Linked DNA regions of Mus musculus: region 1 is linked to region 2. Evidence: chromatin contacts called from ENCODE Hi-C data. All regions are on one chromosome and are shown on one strand. Each heading gives the region's core, a stretch centred on a gene start or an enhancer-like site at or near the end of the contact. The rest is flanking DNA. Distances are from core to core; before and after follow the strand shown. Region 1 holds the start of Tlcd2 (TLC domain containing 2). Region 2 holds the start of Kdm6b (KDM1 lysine (K)-specific demethylase 6B).

The links. A loop is a pair of places that touch in the nucleus more often than their neighbours do.
Region 1: a loop to region 2 is called in a map of T-helper 2 cell, with 8 times the contacts of the local background. The contact joins the promoter of Tlcd2 here to the promoter of Kdm6b in region 2. A Hi-C loop is called at or near these places in 2 of 37 maps with a recorded cell type or tissue (T-helper 1 cell and T-helper 2 cell).

What each region holds. Positions count from the first base shown.
Region 1 is chr11:75,462,363-75,469,450 of GRCm38, reverse strand. It overlaps Tlcd2 (TLC domain containing 2), which reads right to left and starts at 1,401. Exons shown (of 5, transcript NM_027249.3): 1 at 1,074-1,401; 2 at 812-894; 3 at 527-609. The coding sequence starts at 1,246. It overlaps Mir22hg (Mir22 host gene (non-protein coding)), which reads right to left. Exons shown (of 3, transcript NR_030711.1): 2 at 5,594-5,758; 3 at 2,761-4,144. Mir22 (microRNA 22) reads right to left here and starts at 5,735; the gene lies at 5,641-5,735.
Region 2 is chr11:69,413,168-69,420,295 of GRCm38, reverse strand. It overlaps Kdm6b (KDM1 lysine (K)-specific demethylase 6B), which reads left to right and starts at 4,102. Exons shown (of 24, transcript NM_001017426.2): 1 at 4,102-4,279; 2 at 6,623-6,763. It overlaps Gm51903 (a long non-coding RNA gene), which reads right to left and starts at 4,783. Exons shown (of 2, transcript XR_003949708.1): 1 at 4,512-4,783; 2 at 1-1,307.

The sequences.
Region 1 (7,088 bases), core at 152-2,651, 6.1 Mb before region 2:
CAGGCTTTGCATGACCTGTGCCCAACAAGTCCCAGCTCCTTATCCTAGGGACACCCACGCATGTTTTTTCTACTCTCTGCCTCATCCTTCCAGGTATCAGCTTTTTAAAAATTAGTATTTATTTATTTTTTATTTATTCACTTTATATTACCCAAGCATTTTTTAGGACTGCCTCCAATCCTGACCTTTCTGCTGACCCTTATCTAGGGGGCATGAGCAGCCCTGGACCAGAGGTTCTCTTACCCCAAGCCACACTATTTGCATAGCATACCCTAGCTTTCATTCCTGGCTTTTTTTTTTTTTTTTTTATGATCAGCTGGAGGTTTGTGGGGAGAACCAAACTCCTTGGGCAGTGCCCAGGAGTGGCTAGCAGTCAAAACCTCCCTCCAACTCAATCCAAGTCTGAGAGGATAGGTTTTCAGGGGGCTTTGTGGAAAAGTCAGAGGACAGAACACTGAAGAGAGAGGTTGGGCCCTTGAGTTGGACATGCTCCCTTACTACCTGGCCTCTCCCTTCAGAGTCTTACCGCCAAATGGTGACAGAGAAGGTCCCAGGCCTGGGCCAATGTCTGGTTCCACAGCATATCAACTCCATCTGCAGCGAAATAACCTGAAGGCACCGGAGAAGACTATGAGGCTCCTCGCTCAGAGCTGATGCACAGCCTAGATATCTCAAGTCCCACTTTTCTCAGGTCCTTAATTCCTCACAGCAAACCTCCAGCAACATCTGCTCCATTCCAAAGATGGGGGAGGAACCTAGAATTCCCGGTCCAACAAGGCCTTTCCCGATTCAGCCTTTTCTGTACACTCACCCACTGACACTGCTACTAGGACCCGTGCCCACGGTGGGTGATCATTAATTGGGTCGGTGACCATTTGAGGAAACTGCCACAGCCTGGAGAAGACAAAGAGCTAAGGTCAATTTCTCCCAGACCTAGATCCATTCTCCCACTGGGTACTCCCACCCATCCACAACCCAAACCAGTTCCATTCCAAAAGGTTCCAACTTCAGTCTTCCAGGCCCTCTTTTCCACCCCCGCCCCTCAGTGCTTTGTCAGTCCCCAAGTTCCGCACCCGACCAGCGCCCCTACTCCAGAGAGTAGGCTGTGTATCAGCGAAACGAAAATGTTCCGCCACATCCAGCGGTCCCGAACAGATTTCGGGGTGGGCAGCAGCTGCAGCCCCCAGTGCAGTCCCCGAAACGCCGTGAAGGAAGCGCCAGCCACAAGGAGTCCCCAGGATGCCATGGTCTGGGCAGGTCAGCTAGGTTTCAGTCAGTTTCTCTGATCCTGGCACCCGGTGCCCGGGACCTCGAAGGGGCCCCCCTCCGGCAGAATCGGGATCTAGCTTTTCCACCCTGCTGTGCCTGGGGCTTCCTGGCCTGTATTATCTTTCCAGCGTGCTGTAACTTTTCCTGGCTTGTCCACGCCCCTATCTCTCGGCTGCTCATTGATTGGCGCAGCCATGGGGCCACCTCGGGTGAAGCCATGGAACGGATGGCGTCCCGCTCCTGCTTGGGTTTAGCAGTTTGGGGCTTTCTGGCATCAAGTTCGGCTACTGAGTTCAGAGGCCTTACAACACATTAGAGGTCTTCTCCAACACCACTAGTCTCCGAGCCCCTTGGGGTTCCAGAAAGTCATCTAGTTTACCCCCACCTGACTAGTCTGGGGCTCCGCCCCACTAACTTTCACCTTCTGTTCTGGTTCCCTCATCTCTCACCTACTGGTCATCCTTACCCACAGACCAGAAGGTACAGGGCCAACAGAGCCAACTCCTGAGGGCCCAAATCTTGCACCATCTCACCTTTACCTCAGAGCACGCCAGTCAGGCAGAGCCGAGCTCTGCCCACCTGTAACTTCCTTACATAGTACTACCCAAACGGAACAGCTTATGGGAGAATCCCTTCTTGAGTCCTACCCCCTCCCCCCCCCCCAAACATCACCAAGAAACTTTATTAGGTAGAAGAAGCAAATGGAAGACACATACACCTCCCCTCCCCAGGTCTCAAGTAAGAAAAACAAACAAGCTAAAAATAAGACTCTTCAGATTCTAGACCCCTTTGGCCTTAAGAGGAATATCCTTTCCAACCACAAATCCCCCAAAGAGTGACAGGTTTTGAGCATTTCCCTTCTTTCTTATTCTAAGCCACACCTCCTTAGCTGGCTGACAGTCAGAAAGTCAGAGGAATGCTTCCTGTGTGTAGAGAGTAGGTGGATTCAGACAATTAATGAAGTTCATAGAATTGACTTTAGTGTGGTGGAGCTTGAAAAGGCCCCTGGATATGATTCCTAGCTCCAGTGTACACACACACATACACACACACACACAAGCATGCACACACACACTCAAGAAGCAATAGGTATCCCAAGCAAACATTTTCTTTCACCTGGCACTTGGTGTAGCCCATCCTCCTACAAGCAAATTCTCCAAAATCTAAACATGACAATGAGGACTAGAGGGAGAGATGGCTTTAGTGGCTAGGAGCATTTGCTGCTCTTCTAGAGGACCTGAGTGCGATTCTGAGCATCCACATCAGAAGATCCAAACAGCGTGCAGCTCCAGGGAATCTGATGCCCTCTTCTGGCCTCTGCAGAATGTGCACCCACACTCTGGTGCACAAAGACACATAATATAACATACAAATATATTTTTTAAAAATTACAGAGGGAGTGAAGAGACGGCTCAGAAGTTAGCGCTAGCTGCTTTCAGAAGACAATGTTGGATTCCTGCCACTCACAGGCAAAACACTCATAAAAGAGTAAAAATTTTAAAACATTTATTTGTCTTTTGTATTTTATTTAACATATGAAAGCAATGCACAATATTTAAAAATTAGAAAGACAGAAAAAACAAGGGGAAAATTCACAATTGTACTATCCCACCATACAAAAACAACCATTCTTAACATTTTGAATCCACTTTCAGTGTTTTTTTAAAAAATATATTACAAGTATGCATTCATATTTTAAAAACAGTCACAAACTCATACTTTTCATAATCTTTTTAGTATTCAGTATTTATATTTCCACTCAATTGGATGGTTTTTAAAAAAATATATTACAAGTATGTGTTCATATTTTAAAAACAGTCACAAACTCATACTTTTATAATCTTTTTAGTATTCAATATTTATATTTCCACTCAATTTTTCTTCTGTAAGACTTTGGATGGCTGCACAGAACACCACCATCAGATGAATATAATTTACTTAGGCAAGCCCTAGCTATACATTTTCATGACAGCAGAAAAGGAATGGACTTCCAAACAAACAGCTGCGTTCCATTTTTCTCTATTACAACCCTGAGATGAACATTTTATAACCAAATCCTTATTTTAGGATACATTTCTAAGACAGCAAACTACCAGGTCCAAAGGCATCTCTCACAATGGTTGGTACTGCCACACACAAGGCACAGGAGCCTTCTTCTGGCTTTCATTTGCTTGTTGTATTATGATCAGGGAAAACGGTTTCAGCCACATCTGCTTTCTTTGAATTACTAACCAATGCTTTATTTTATTTTGTTTTATTTTTTGAGACAGTCTCATATAGCCCAGGCTGGCTCAGAACTCATTGTATAGCAGAGGATTACCTTGAATGTAGGCTCCTTTGCCACCACCTCCAGAGTGCCGGGATTGCAGACCTGGGCCAACCTGTTCAGTTTTATGCAATGCAGAAGACAGAACCAGGGCTTGGTGCATGTTAAGCAAACCTACCAACTGAGCTACAACCCCAGTCATAGATATGTTTTCCCACAGTGTTACACATTTGAATCTCTTTTTGAATTTGCTGTGTATTTCCTTTCAGAGGTGGCTCATGCTCCTTGAGGCTGTTTATAGAAACTGCAGGGTAGAGATGGGACCATACTTCCTGGAGGCCCTTCATCTCCCAGGAAGGCAGGTCCTGAGAGGAGATGGCTGGAAGCACGTGTCTTTCACTGAGGCTGGCTGGCTGCTCTCTTTCCTGGTGTTCTCCAGGCTTCTACGTGCCTCTCTGACCAATGTCCGGATAGGCCCTTGTGGTTCCAGGCCAGGTCCTCCACTGTCTTGTGCCTGCCTCTGTTGCTTCCAGGCTGCCCTTTCTCACCTCTGAGGCTCCATGTTGGATGAGGACAGCAGAGCCATGTACCCAGTGCTGGAGGGACACACTGTGGCCAGGGAAGGGAGGAGGAAAGAAAGCAAGCGAGGTCGAGGGAAGGGCAATCTTTGTCGCAATGTGTGAGCCGACTCAGCCTCCCCAGCCCGTCTGCTACAGTCCCTTACACATCCTATCCCTCAGCTTAGACTGCAGTGGGGCTGGATTAGATGATCTAGTCTCCCCTATGACTTTCAGTTTCTCACAAATGGGGAACAGGCTAGAACTCCTCCTCCTGTCAAATACAACAAACAGCCTCCTGTACCCCCTGAACCCATCTTCTGTTAGGAAGACTGGGCCAAAGGTGAACCACAATCAGAGACCAAGCCCATACGTGAGAATGAATCAGGAGCTAGAGGCAGCAGAAGGGACTCATATCATACAACCCATCTCCCCTGACAATTTCTTGCCTGCACAGTATTGAGCAGAGTCTCACTATCCTGGAAAGCAAAGGCAGAAAATAAATGGCAGTGGTTGCTAGAACCCAACCAAGAGCTACAGTTTTGCTTTAGGTGGAGGGAAAGCCTTGGACCACCCATGCATGGTGAGAAGCCAGTAGAGGACTAGCCTCCCACGAGCTTGCCTGGGACTTAACCATAGCCTTTCCTTCCATCCTAATCCCCCTGAGCTGGGTGAGTAGTCAGGGGGTGGGGGAAGGACAACAGTTCATGTGAAGAGCTGTTTCGTTTCCATCCACGAGAAGAGAAGAGCCCAGGCTCTGAGTCACCACTGGTGGACTTTTAATGCCCTCCTGCCTACTTATCTATGGGATTCCCCATTATACAGGTGGAAAAATCCACAGGTGTAAGGGTAAGTACCCCTAAACCCAAAATCTGGGCCAGACTAAAAATAAATAAAGAAATGTAAATACAGCCGGGCGGTGGTGGCACACGCCTTTAATCCCAGCACTTGGGAGGCAGAGGCAGGCAGATTTCTGAGTTCGAGGCCAGCCTAGTCTACAAAGTGAGTTCCAGGACAGCCAGGGCTATACAGAGAAACCCTGTCTCGAAAGACAAACAAACAAATAAACAAAAAAAGTAAATACACAAATGACTACTTAGAACGGAGTTTCAATGTCCCCCTTCCTGAGTACATTTACTTTTGGACCTCATGGAAAGGAAAGTGTGTGTGTGTGTGTGTGTGTGTATGTGTGTGTATGTGTGTGTGTGTGTGTGTGTGTGTGTGTGTGTGTTGGCATGGTGATGATGAAGATAAGAAAGGCAGGCCTACAAGGAAGTCTCAGTAAACAGACAGACTTTTCCTTCTATTTCTTCCCACTGCCACACAGACATCAACTAATCTTGGGGAGGTGGAGTCACCTATTCCCCAATTTATAGACAGTGCCTTTAACCTAAATCTTTCACTGGGCCAGTGGGGGTAAGGGCTCCCCAGAGGACCAGGGTTTCCCTCCCATAAAGCCATCACCCCAGCTGTCCAGACCTTCCCACCCCAGTTCTGTCACCTTCCGGATGATAGGCAAAGCTGCTGCTTCTCCTCTTCCTCCACGAAGCCAGGGGCAGAGGGCAACAGTTCTTCAACTGGCAGCTTTAGCTGGGTCAGGACATAAAGCTTGCCACTGAAGAACTACTGCGGCTCAGCCAGGTGAGGGTGTGGGAGGCACAGGTTCCTAAAAGGAAGGGGAGGAAAAAAAAAAACAGGAAAGCTGGGTGACAGGGCCAGCGACCCAGAGGCCATCCAAACCTGGCTCTAGCTGACTTTCAGTACCTTCTAATGAGGGGTTCTTGAATAAGAAGCAAGAGGCTTCTAAATGCACTTGCTTTGTGCCCCTTTACAGACTAGGAGCTGGCAACTCTTGGCAACCTGCTAAGGAGCCCAGCATCTTCGGCATTCAAAGGGCAGGGTGTAGAACCCAAGTCCCAAGTTAAAAAAAAAAATGTACTTCAGAAATATGAGCTCTGTGATCAACTCAAATGACTTGTTCTTAGGGAATTCAGCAGCAAGGAGGGTTTGTGTAGGGTTAGAAATGGGAGGGGCACTAGAGTTGGAAGGTCAGCAGGGGCTCTCAGGAGTCTGAGGGAGGACAGCTGACCAAAGGCAGGAGGGGAGGGAGGTATGGGTAGGGTGGCTGGGCAGCTTCCTCAGGACTAGAGATGCCAGGCATTCCGCTTGCACATTCCGGGTACATCTGGTATGAATTCCAGGCTGTCTGCCGGCCCCTCCACGTCTGAACTTTGTTCCAAGTTCCAAGCCCCGCCCCCACAGTTCCAACGCATGAATCAGCAGTAAAAGCCGGGGCCCTACAGCATGGCTCAGGGAGGGGGCTGGGGGCGTGGCAGGCTAGAGGGCTGGGAGCCCGAGAGGGTGGTTCTGCACAGTCAGTCCAAGGACATGGCCACTGCCAGATAGAAGGGCCAAGGAGACTTTGCCTTGGGATTTCTATTTTCAGAGAGTGGAAAGATTACACTAGGGTGGGCAACTTTCAAATTCCAAAAGCCTCTTGGGAAGTATAAACTTTGTCGGATCTTCCTTCTCCTAGGTGATCAGTCTCTGTCCACTTCTCTCTGCCCAGGATAGCTCTGTTCAGGCCACAGGGTTCACTGGCTGCTGAGAGTTTGTGCCAAGCAGGTGCCCTTGGCTGCGGGGCGGGGTGGGCCCAGGGCACTGACCCTCTGACCAGCTGCTCCATCAACTCTCTGGCACCATGACAGCTTCTAGCCTACTCTAACAGCCAGGGTGACAGGCCAAATGAGTTGGAGACTGAAACTAGGGCCAGAGGGAGGTGGGAACGTTAGCCTAACCGGAGGCCGTGGGGAGGGGCCAAGAGTTGGCCAGGAGGTGGGGAGAGAGGGAGCCCAGCGATGACTAACCCAGGCGCCCCACCCAGCCAGCCGGCTTCCCAGGCAGTCAGGCCAAGCCCGGGCTAGGGGCCTCTCTACCGGACATACTAGGGGGGAGGTGCAAAGGTGACCTTCTCTCTGTCCAAGACAGCCAGTTAG
Region 2 (7,128 bases), core at 2,853-5,352:
CCTGCCTGGGAGGGGGGGCCGCTCGACCCCCGAGAGGCCTTGAAGATCCTGAATACCTGGGACCCCCAGAACCAGGTAATGGGAAGCCGCAGGGACTTTTGGAAAGAGGGAGACCATCTCCTTGCAAGGGGGAGGGGCGGGACGTCAGACTCTCTGGAGAGGTCGGGCAAGGCATTTGAGTCTTGGGAAAAGCAATGTCAGAGTCGGGGCGCAGGACATCTAAGTTCCCCAAAAGGGAACAAGGCAAAGGTAGTGGAAAACCCGTGGTCTTGGCTCTAAAGGTCAAAAGGGCCTAAAAGTAATCCCAGTCCCGCTTGGGATGGTGAATTGACACTAGGGCGGGGCTCAGCGGTCCTGAGGAAGGAGACTATAGGACAGTTTGCAGATAGGGCTATGGCTAGGCGCTGGCTCACTGAGATCAGAAGCGATCAGGCAAAGTGAACTTCCAGTTACAGGGCCACTCAAAGGTTCCCTCCAGCTCTTTTCTCCGGGGAGATGTGTATGTATTCTCAACTTTCACCATCCCTCCAGGAGCGGTAGCTTTTCCATCTCACAGCACTCCACCGCACCGTCTGCTCTCGGCCTCGCCTGGTTCGTTCCTCTAGTTGCCGGTGCCCTCCTCCTCACTTTTCCGTCTTCAGTTCCCTAGCCTTCACTGGGCTCTGGCCCTTTCTCCATGCTGAACCTTTCCCACGTAGCCACGAGATGGCGAAGATGAGACGCCCACCAGAGCCGAGGGCCATGCGGGTTGGGGGGGGGGGGCTATCTATAGCTGTGACACGCACCTTTGAGAAAGGTGCGCTGAGGTTCACCTTTGATTCCCTGTCATCTGTCTGGCACCCGCCCCCGGCCCAGGAAATTGTAAGCATATGGGTAAAGTGCAGAAGCTAGGGACAGGGCGAGAGACTATGCTTTTTCCGGCCTAGAATAAACAGTGGTGAAGTGGCATTTGGGTTGAGTTGGTCACTAAACTGCAGATTCGTTTCTGGCTTGTGGCCTGTGACTGTGTCTTGGAGGCTGGAGTGTGGGGAAGGTCGAAGGCAGAACACCTAGTTCCTGGCGATGAGAACTCCGAGAGAAAAGAAGTAATTAATTGAGGTGCGATAGGAACGGACCCAGTGGTTGCTCAGAGTAAGGCTGGTCGAACCTCCGTCGCTTGCCAGGGTTGTTTTCTCAGTTGCCAGAGTAACAGGCTGGGGAACGTCCACCGCCAGATTCCCAAACTCACTCTCTCCAGTCCAATCGGCTTTAGCGGACGTCGACTACGTCAGGGTCCTAGTGACCAATGGGAAGCTGTCATAGAGAGCCTGAAAGAGGGAGAGGGAGGAGGTGGAAGGGGGGGTGGTGGCGGTGGCTACCCAGGATCCGCACGTGCACTCCCACACGCTCCACTCCCTGTACAACCCCTTCCACTGCACGAGCCCAGACAGTCTCTTGCGCCTGCGCGGCGAGTCGTGTGTGTGTCTCTCCCTCCCTCCCCCCCCTTTGCCTCAGGTCGTCAGTCTGTGTTTGCAAACTAGTCCAGGGTTGTGTTTCTCAACCCCTGCGGGCCCAGACGTCTGGGTGGGTTTGCGCTCTTTAGCCGGGTGTCGACTGTTAATGTCAGCCTCTCGAGGGAAGGCCCGCTACCTGTGTTCCCCACCGCCACCCCCAGCTGGCGCCCCAAGCTCCCAGGTGGGCTGGGCGGAGCTGTGGTTTCCGGCCCCCTAGGCTCAGCCGCGGCTTTCCCGAGCTCCGGCAAAGGGTGTTTCCACAAAAGAAAGGGAGTGGGTACAAGCACCCCTTCCCGAGGCTTAACCCACCCAGGCCTAGCTGCAGTTAGTGACAGGGCAGGACACTGTGAGAAGCCCCTTGTGGTCCCGGTGACTTTCTAGGCCAGAGGGTCATTACGCCTATTTTCTTTTTTTCTTGTAAATTCCTGCTTTTGATAGGCAAACCAGACCTTCCTCTTCCCTTCCTTAACATTTCCTCCTCGCACGCTCTGGCGTTCTTTACACCTCCCTTGGCTCCTTTCGGGCTGTCCCCGTCTCCACTCGTCCTTTTCTGCTTCTCCAGAGGGTTATATAACTCTTCCTCTCCGCGTGTCCTGATTTCAACTCCACAGACTCCGCCCTGGAACGGCGCGGGAGGGGCGGGAGAGTTGGGGACCCAGACAGATTCCGGCTGGCGGCCAGCTGGGGCACAAGGGATCCTGCAGATAGCAGACGGAGTCCCGCGGGACTTGGTTGGTGCCCCGTCCCTTAGTCTCCCGCCCCTAACCCGGGATCAAGCCCAGAAGAAAGAAGGCACAGTATTTCCGAGGGGCGTGTCGGGACAGTCAGAAATGTGGGTTGGGAGGTCAAGGCTGGAGGCTGAGAGGAGGAGGCAGGCGAATGACCGGATTCCCTAGGATTGGTTCTGCTGGGGTTAACAGAGATAAAAGCAGGACGCCTGGGTTCCCTCCTTCGTCTCCTTTTTGGGTTCCCAGAATTCCTAAAGCTATTTTCTCAGGAAATTTAGCCAGCTAGCAGCTTCTTCGCCCTGGTAGGAGTCAAAGGTCTGTGTTCGAGGTGGCCTGGGATGATGTCACCAGTGCACGTGCCCCGGGACGGTTGCCAGGCAATGCGATCTCCTCCCCTTTCCATTCCCTCCCACCTCTGCCCAGAGTCCCGTTCCAGTCCCGTGCCATCTCTTTCTCCTTTCCTTTCCCTTGGCATTAGCATCCTGCAGGTGGGAAACCCTGGCCTGGAGTTTCGTGAAGGGGGAGGGGCGCGGGTGTGGTGTGGCCTGAAAGACTTTGCCCCTTTGCTGGCTTGAGAGAATTCTGGGTCTTCCCCCCCCTTCTTTTTCCTAGATTGCCATGGAAAAACTTCCTCTCCAGTCCCCACTACCACTACCACCCCCCGTACTCCCTCCCGCGCGCCCTTGGAAGTGTCTCCTGAAGTCTTTTTAGTTTCCCACCTGCTGCATGGCCCAGTGTCAGGTTGCCCCTTTCCCAGCTTGAGCTGAAGTGGGTGTAGTTGCAAGACAGCTGCCCCTAAGAGAGGAGCTGTATGTGGGTATACACACCAGCCCATCCCTGCGACTCCCGTCACCTCCTCTTACCAAACTGAGGAGAAAGAGTTAGGCTGAAAAGTCAAGGTCTTTATCTGTGTAGGTAGGTGGATCAGCTTCTGGTATTGCCCACTTTTGAGAGAGAAGTCCAGTGATAGTTATGGCTGCCCTCTGTTAAATCTTGGAGTTGGTGATGGTATTACAGAGTCTCCTTTCTTGTGCCTAAGAATGTGGATTGTCGGCTCAAACCTGGATTCTAACCCCAGCTCTGCCACTAAATGGGACTCGGGAAAAGTCACAACCTTGCAGAACCTCCTATCTGCAATCTGGGACATTTAAATATCAATACCTACCTTCTAGCTGATGGGAGGGGGCAGTGAAATAATTTATGCAAAGCATTTAGCACAGTGGTTGGTATAAAATTAATACCGAATGAGTATCAGAAAATACATATTATTAAATGTTGTTAGTTATTATAGTGGGTGGACCTGTTTCTAAAGTAGCCCTCACAGGGGATTGGTTAAAGAGTGGAGAATTCTGCTACCTGGAGTGTGTGTTGTGTGTGTGTGTGTGTGTGGGGGGGGGGTGTCAGGGATTAGCATCGACTACTTTATGTACCTTATTTGATGTGGGCTTTAGCCAGATTTGTATTGCTTTCTTTAGGTTTATTTTTCCCCTCCTTAAAAAAAAATAGCTAAGACTATATTCCTTTGGCTGTTAAAATAATTACGTTGTAGCTTGTGATTTTCAAGCGATACTCTGGTTCCCTCCCATGTTGCTCTCTGGAGCCTTTCATTTTGCAAAGGGACTCCACAGTTTCCCTAGCGGGGACATGGCTAGGCTAAAGGGGTGTGTAAAAGGTTGGGGTGGGTGGGTGGGTGGAGAGAGACTAGTGGGGGGAGGCTGGGGGAGCGGGTAGTTAAAGGAAGAGACCGGAAGGGAGGAGGAGGGAGCCTGCTGGTGGGGAGGGAGGGGAGGAGGAGGAGGTGGAGGAGGAGGAGGAGGACGAGGAGGAGGAGGAGGGAGGGAGGGGGTTGGGGAGAGCCTGCTACAGTTCTTTGTTTGACTCCGGGACTCAGGGACGGGGAGGAGGAGGGAGGGAGGCAGAGGCTGCAAGCGCCGGGGCAGGCCCAGGAGGCAGAGGAGGGACCGTCTCCCCCGCCCCCCAGCCCCCACTCCCCCCCCTGCTGCTTCCCCCTCCCTACCCGGACTCTGGGGGCACCGCCGGGGGACAGACACCCAGCAGGTAACCCTGGCCTGGCTCTCCCTCCCCCTGTCTGATTTTCTTCCACACCCTCCCGGACGACCCCTTTCCGTCTCCCCGATTTCCCGGGCCTTGCCTTTCCCCCCCAGCCCTCCTTGTTCCATTTCTGCGAGTTGGGCTTGTCGCCTGCTGGCTCCGCCACCCTCCGTCTCGTGCAGCCTGACTCCCTTCCCCCCACCCCACAGTGTGTGCTCCCCTGTTCTGCCCGAGGCACCTTTTGGGGTTCTGTCTCAATGTTTCTTAGGCTGGCTTCTTCCGACCAGTCTCATGGGGCTCTGAGGAAGGAGGGAGTCCTTATTCTTTAATGGCTCCCCCCAGTCTCCCTTGCCCCATTCTCCTCGTAGCAGTCTCTAGGGGTGAGAGAAAACCGGAATTTGGGGCCTGATGGAGAGGCAGGGGGGCTGTGTGTTGCTGGAGACAGGGACAGTGAGTGTGTGAGGAGGGGGTGGGGATTTGTTAGAGACCAGGCTGCCTCTCTGATGTCCCTTTAAATGGCCCTTACATATCTGGGGGTTAGGGGGTGGGGTGGTGGCAAGCTGCCTGCCTGGGGGGCAGGGCCCTTGGTTTGTCCACACCGTCAGGGGTGGAAATGATTTAAAGGGACAGCCTTGGTGTGGCCACTGCCACCCTGTGCTGGCAGGAGGGGGAGCTGGCAGGCTATGTCTACAGAGGCTTGGCTGGTGAGCAGGGCATTTGAGGCTGTCTGGGACTGGGCCTCAGGTCTCCAGTCCAGTTACTGTGGCTGGAAAAGTGCAAGAAGGGGTTGACAGCCTGCCCTGAGGGTGCTCAGTCTAGGCTTTCTTCAGAACCCCATGGGTGAGCCCTTTGACTCCATGACCAAGAATCTGTGAGTCTGAACTACAGAACCTGTGGGCCAGAACCAGGTGGGGGCCACTGGCAGATCCGCAGGTCAGTAGGGTGACCTGGGTACTTTAGAGCTGGCCCCTTCAGCTTCCCCTTTTGTTGTTTGGTTCTTTGCACAAGAAGGCCCCAGCCCCTCCTCCTCATGCACATGCCCCCCCACCCCCACCCCAGCTGTTGGGCAGATGAATTACAGCCTCCTGCTTGGGGCCAAGGCTGGTAAGGGATTAAAGTTCTGAGGTTGGCCCTTTAAATGGCTGTTGGCCCTCCCCCACTCTGGTGTCCAGACACCCATCACATACCCTTCTGACCCCCTTGGTCTGGCCTGCAACCCTCCCCCCCTCTATAGGCTAGCCTACCCCGTAGCCACAAATTCTATCAACTGCTGGGTAAGCACCTTAGTCCTGAATTTGCTTCCCTGTCCAGAAGGGTCCAGCCTCTAGCATCTTTTCTCCAGAAGGTCCTAGCCAATCCAGTTTTCTCAGCTCGCTGCTGACCACTGTTCCTTAAGGGCCTTGCTTAGGTCAGAAATAACACTTCCCTGGGGGCAGTGTCATCAGCAGGCACAAAAGCTTGCAGTGCATTGCATCATGGAGGCCAGAGGCCTAAGTCTCTGGGGCAGGGGGAAAGATGGGGGCTGGAAGGCCAGGAAATGGAGAGGCCAGGTAGAGAGCCCGTGTGTCTGGGTCCTGGAGAAAACACTGGTCCCCAAGGAGTGAGTCTGAGGTGAGGGTTGACTGAGGCCTAACTCCTGCTATCAACACCTGAGTCTTGGCCCTAGACTTGTAGTAATATACCTAGCTCTTTGTATCTAAGGATTAGGAGGGAAGAGAGTGGGCCCCTGTCACCTCCTTGGGCCACATGGAGGAAGGAGGTGATGGGGAAACAGGATATGGTTTTGGAGGTGACATGGAGGGAGCCTGCTGCAGAGGCTACTTCCTAGCTCAGGCCCAGTCACAGCTCTTGCGGAGGAAGAAGGCTCCTCCCTGTTGGGCCCGTTCATCTTGTCTGACCACCTGTGCCGCTTGCCAGAACCTGCCTACACCAGCCTAAGGGAACTGGAAGGGTCAGAGTCCAAAAGGTGGTGTTGACTATCTGGTGTCTTGTTAGGGTTGGAGGTAGCAGAACTGAAGGCCTAGGGTCCACATGCCCTGGGGGCAGGAACTAAGGTTGCTTGACAGTAGATGTCCCCTGTAGCTGGGCCTGAGCCAGAATATCAGTCTAGTCAGAAAAGGGCGACGTGGGTTGGTACTGAGGTGCCACCCTATGCTTCCTTACTACCTGAACCAGGCTGCTTCCTAAAGGAAAGGTTGGAAGATGGCTTTTTTCCAGGTTGCCATGGAAACCGAATCTCCCATCTCATCTGACCTCTAGAGCCTGGTTTCTCAATGAGGGGGACCAGGAAGGAAGGGAACTCCTCTATCTTGGGAGATCCCATCTCTAACTGAAATTGTTTTCTTTTAGGTTCCCCCAGGCACCATGTCAGCCTCATAGCAGGACCCACCCCACGACTTCTGCTGTAGCCCATAGGACCCACCCCACTTCTGCTGTAACCCACTGCTGGAGTGCTTGTTCCATGAGACAGTCCACTTCCAACTCCATCTGGTAAGCTTGGCTGCTGTCACCTCCGTCCCCCACGTCCAACTCTTCACCGCATGTTTGGAAATCTTTGCTCTGATCTGGTTCATGCTCACTCATCAGAATGGTCCAGCCCAACTCTGAACCTCCCCCCAACATGTGCTGCTTGAATGGTTCAGCCCTCCACGTTGATGGAGCCCCCTCTATCGCCTGTGAATGGTTTATCCCTGTACTTCACTTGCCTCTCTACCACCTGAAAACCTCTCAGCCCCCACCCCAGTGCTGCCACTAACTCATTTGCAGACTGAAGAAAGCTAGCCAGGGCTTGCCAGCTGAATGTAGTTGTGAGATAGCCCAGAGGAATTTCTTGTGAAGGGGAAGGCATTTCCCCC